Regions from separate parts of the Homo sapiens genome. Here region 1 is linked to region 2. Evidence: read pairs that join two places in POLR2A ChIA-PET (ENCODE). Cell type or tissue: B cell. All regions are shown on one strand.

Region 1 (2,500 bases), 140 kb after region 2:
TCACCCAGGCTGGAGTGCAGTGGTGCAATCTCAGTTCACTGCAGCCTTGACACCTCCCCAGGCTCAAGCTATCCTCCCACCTCAGCCTCCTGAGTAGCTGGTTCTACAGATGCACATCACCACGCCCAGCTAAGTTTTGTGTTATTTGTAGAGATAGGGCTTCACCATGTTGCCCAGGCTGGTCTCAAACTCCTGGACTGAGGTGATACTCCTGCCTTGGACTCCCAAAGTGCTGGAATTTCTACAGATGTGAGCCACCATGCCCGGCCTATGGGGCCCTTCTTGTTCCTATGAAGTCTGCAGGGTCCCCTTATGCAAAAGAACAGAAAGCTCGGCTTCACAAAGTTTGACCTCGGAAGAAATGGAAGGGAAAGGGTCCCTTTGTCACTCTCACAAACGTAAGAAGCAAACTAATAATGATGGCCATCACACATATTATACTCACCATGTAGAAGCTGTGCTGCCTTAAACTTCTGTTCATTCAGCACTTACTGATTGCCAGTCCCATTGCTAAGGGCTCCGCGTGACTTAACTCCCCTAATCCTTGTGAGTTGCCAATTATTATTCGCATTTTATAGATATGGAAACTGAGGCTCCAAGTGGTTTAAAAAATGAACTTGCCCAGGTTACAGTGTGTTGGTAGGTAGGGGTAGTCTCAAAGTTGGTAAATTTTACGCCAAAGCTCACGATACTTGCCTTCTTTCCCTTCTCAATTTATTTCTCTGACTGTGTGCTTAACCACACAGCAGTGTCATCCAGAGTTTGAAGCAGAGCTCATCAATAAGTGGGGGTGGGCTAAATGTCTCCAGGCTCCTCCCTGCGGTCCCTCCCACCATCCCCCATCTGTGATACCACCTGTGTCTCTATGCTTGAGCCCAGACAGGACAAGGGTGATCATTTCATTGGGAACATTTTGACTGGGGGGAAAGAGCACCAGCCTGGGAGTCTTGGCAGGGGGAGTGGGGGAGAAGGGGCAGGGGCAGCCACCGACAGGCTATGAGGTCTTGTGCAAGTCACGTCCTTCCCGGGGTCTCAGTCTTGTCATCTGCAGAGTGAAGGAAAGAGGTCAAGCTTGAAGGTCCCTGGCAGACCCAATGCCCTGTGAGAAAACTGAGTTTGGGTAACTTATTATTTTATAGATATGGAATTATCTTATAGAAATGTTATAGATATGGAATCATTTTATAGATATGGCCCAAAGTCCAAAGTCACACAACTCATTCACGGAGTTGCTAGGATCAGTCTGGAGCTCTTGTCACGAGATCACACTGCCTCAAAGAGGAGGCAGATTGCTGCAATGTAGGTTCTTAATAAAGAGCATGGGTGGAATGGGAGGCGGGCATCAGGCAGGAGCTGGGGCAAAGGTGTCTTTTCTCACTGCTCTGAGAGAACAGATTTTGTGCCTGTGTCCCTGACCAAGGGGCTGGGAGAGGTGGAGCATCTCACCCCCAACCATCTCCCAGCTTTGGCCCTGCTCCAGGAAAAGGGCGGTGGCCCCATCTTTCAGTTCTGCTTCCTCTAGTCATGGTTGGCTGGGATCTCGCTGCAAGCCGGTTATGTTTGGGTTCCTGCAGCCCCCGCTCAACCGTCATGAACAAGTGGGCCCAGCCAGTGCCCCAGCTTGGACTGGAAAGATCATTCTCTGTGACATCCGGGGGTCTGTGCTGAGCCTCTCCCCAGGCAGTGAAAGCTGTGGATGCGTGAAAGAAAATGGGTCTCTGGGCCGGGTGTGGTGGCTCACACCTGTAATCCCAGCACTTTGGGAGGCCAAGGCGGGTGGATCACCTGAGGTCGGGAGTTCGAAACCAGCCTGACCAACATGGTGAAACCCCATCTTTACTAAAAATAAAAAAATTAGCCAGGCATGGTGGCGGGTGCCTGTAATGCCAGCTACTTGGGAGGTTGAAGCAGGAGAATTGCTTGAATCCGGGAGGCAGAGGTTGCAGTGAGCCAAGATTGCACCACTGCACTCCAGCCTGGGCGACAGAGTGAGACTCTGTCTCAAAAAAAAAAAGAAAAAGAAAATGAGTCTCAGGAATGGGGTGGCAAGTTGAGTGTGTGTTTTCTCATGAGCTTACTCTTCAATGTATTCTCTTCTGGGCCCAGAACAGGGCAGTAGGAGCCTCCCTCTGGTCTTCCAGCTTCAGGGCCAGCTCTCCTCTTACCTCCTCCAGGAAGCTCCCTCTGTTTCTTTCCAGCCTTCATCTGCATGTCATGTGTGGTGGGTTGAAAGGTGGCCCCCCAAAAGATATGTCCATGTCAAATCCCTGGAACCTGTCAGTGTGACTTTATTTGGGAAAAGGGTCTTTGCAGATAGAATTAAGTTAAGGGGCTGGGTGCAGTGGCTCATGCCTGTAATCCCAGCACTTTGGGAAGCTGAGATTGGAGGATCACCTGAGGTCAGGAGTTCAAGACCAGCGTGGCCAACATGGCAAAACCCCATTTCTACTAAAAATACAAAAATTAGCTGGTCATGGTGGTGAGCACCTGTAATCCCAGC
Region 2 (2,500 bases):
TCCCTGCTTATTGAACTGGTCCCCTCTGAACCTCAGTTTCCTCCTCTGTAAACCAGAGATAATGATACTTACCTTCTAGGCACATGGCCGCCTCAGCCTCCCAAAGTGTTGGGATTACAGGCGTGAGCCACTGCACCCAGCCCCCAATATTTTTTAATACATTCATATTCTGCTTAAATAGTCTAGATTTGGCTTGTATCTGAGACTCCTGAACAAGATAGGATGAGTTTGAGAAAAATTTAAGATGCAGAGACCAAGGCTTGGTGAGGGGTGAGCAAAAGAGAGCTGTTTAGGGTGGCTCCAACACTGCCGTCTCTTGGCTGTTCCATCCATTCTGTCACACAAGCCAAACAGGCGCTAGGTCCCTTTCCCCGTCTCCTCCAACCAGGGCTCAGTAAACAAGGTCTGAGCCCGAGCCTCCAAGTGACCTGACAGCCAGGTCTGTAAGATCACCCTTGAGGAGCTCAGCCAGGCTGAGGGGTAGGGGAATGGGGGCATCAGTGTTTATGAACCTTGAGATCAGCGTTAGGACTCTCCCTCAGGAGAATCTGATGGCTCCAAGTTTAACCCAGTTTCTGTCTTCTCCCCTGTCCTTTTCCTCTAACCCCGCTCCCCTCCTAGTTGTGTGTGTCTGGAGTGTGTGCATTCAGTTATATAACCGCTTTGGTCTCTTCTTGTCCCCAGATTGCTCTTCTAGACATCGATATATGTGGGCCATCGATTCCCAAGATAATGGGATTGGAAGGAGAGCAGGTAATAGCCGGTTACAGAACTCAGGAAATTATTCTCTTAAGGCAAACTCTGTAGCACTGAACTGTCAAACCTCAACAAAGAGGCATGCGGAGCCCATAAATGTTTTTTTGTTGTTGTTTTGTTTTGTTGTTTTTGAGACAAGGTCTCACTCTTGTCGCCCGGGCTGGAGTGCAGTGGTGCAACCTCAGCTCACTGCAACCTCCACCTCCTGGGTTCAAGCGATTCTTGTGCTCAGCCTCCTGAGTAGCTGGGACTACAGTGGTGTGCCATCATGCCCAACTAATTTTTGTATTTTTGGTAGAGACCAGGTTTCACTACGTTGGCCAAGCTGGGCTCCACCTCCTGACCTCTAGTGATCACCTGCCTCAGCCTCCCAAAGTGCTAGGATTACAGGCGTGAGCCACCGCACCTGGCCTGTAAATGTTTATGTGGACATGAGGAGCTCATACATGCTCAGTAGTCCATCTGTCTACTTTTAACAACAACTGTGAGTCTTGGCGGGGGAGGGGCGGGATTGTATATGAAGTCTGTCTACACCATTGGAGAAGCATTGGTTTCGATGCCTCCTCAGAGGGGAAGGGAAACAGCCAGTGAAATGCAGAAGTAAGACACGGAAATTTAGCTCTGACTGGGAACATTAGACCAGGGCTTGCTATGGGTCTGTACCCTGGAAGCAAGGGAATATTTCTGCCCTTGTGGTCTCCCCTGGGGAACTGAGACTGCAGGGCGGGTGAGCGATGTGGGCTGGGGGCAGGGCTGTAGCAGTCTATGTAGTTGCTGGCCTCTTCTTGCTAGCAAGAAGCTCTCCAAGAGAGGATTCCCCCAAGGGCAGTGCATGGAAGCTGGGGCTGGGGGTGCTGGGATGTCCCGAGAGTCTCAAGATTGGTTCTTTCTTTAATTAGTGCCAGGAATGCATTAATCCTGTTTTGGGGATGCAGTGGTGAACAAGGTCCATGAAGACCCCTGTCTGGGTGGGAGAAGGCAGATGCTAGATAATGTGAAACCAACCCAGAGTGAGGGGATGGACAGTAGGGCAGAGTCAGAGGGGCTGAGGGGTGGTCAAAGGTGCCCTCACTGAGGGATAGCATTTGAGCAGAGGATGACAGGAGGGGAGAGCTGGGGGAAGGGCATTCTGGGCTAAGGGAGCAACTGCATGGGCCGCTGACACAAGGTGTCCTTGTGTCCTCAGTGGAGTGACCAGAGGGGCTGGAGGGTGGCCCGAAGCAGATGGGGCCGGCCTTGCAGGCACTTCTAAGGCCTTGGGGTTTGCTTCCGAGGGAGTAGGGAAGGAGAGCGATGTCACCCTGTGAGGCTTGGTCACATACCCCAATGGATTTGGTAGCACACGCCACAGTGAAGGTATAAGCTACTGTCATCACACGTAATTATTTCATGAAACAGAAAATTTTAAAATAAAAGAAAATAGAAGTTTCCCTATTTTCTTCTCCTGCACTATTGGATCATCCTGTTTACCCCTCTTTTAAGACAAATGGACTTAGCAAACGAGTGTAAATAGGAATGAATGGTTTTGTGGGGTTTATTTTATTTTATTTTATTTTATTTTATTTTATTTATTTTATTGAGACAGAGTTTCACTCTTGTTGCCCAGGCTGGAGTGCAGTGTCGCGATCTCGGCTCACCACAACCTCCGCCTCCCGGGCTCAAGCAGTTCTCCTGCCTCAGCCTCCTGAATAGCTGGCATTACAGACACACGCCACCACGTCCAGCTATTTTTTGTATTTTTAGT

The links. ChIA-PET counts read pairs that join two places held together with the same protein. Peaks named below come from ENCODE experiments on the same cell type or tissue, not always from the same donor. Only the 100,000 strongest peaks of a DNase experiment are listed, where the experiment ranks them.
Region 1: POLR2A ChIA-PET joins it to region 2 with 19 read pairs; 3 of 35 experiments call an interaction of 5 or more read pairs at or near these places.

What each region holds. Positions count from the first base shown.
Region 1 is chr16:10,890,321-10,892,820 of GRCh38, forward strand. The region is part of intron 1 of CIITA (class II major histocompatibility complex transactivator); the gene reads left to right. Among named protein-coding and RNA genes, the nearest start is that of CIITA, 14 kb to the left of the region's middle. In B cell, no CTCF peak of the experiment used is centred here; DNase peaks (open chromatin) are centred at 801, 1,003 and 1,541; H3K4me3 peaks cover 2,181 bases; H3K27ac peaks cover 2,500 bases.
Region 2 is chr16:10,751,926-10,754,425 of GRCh38, forward strand. NUBP1 (NUBP iron-sulfur cluster assembly factor 1, cytosolic) reads left to right here. Exons shown (of 11, transcript NM_002484.4): 4 at 685-753. Among named protein-coding and RNA genes, the nearest start is that of NUBP1, 9.3 kb to the left of the region's middle. In B cell, no CTCF peak of the experiment used is centred here; a DNase peak (open chromatin) is centred at 1,346; H3K4me3 peaks cover 550 bases; H3K27ac peaks cover 1,572 bases.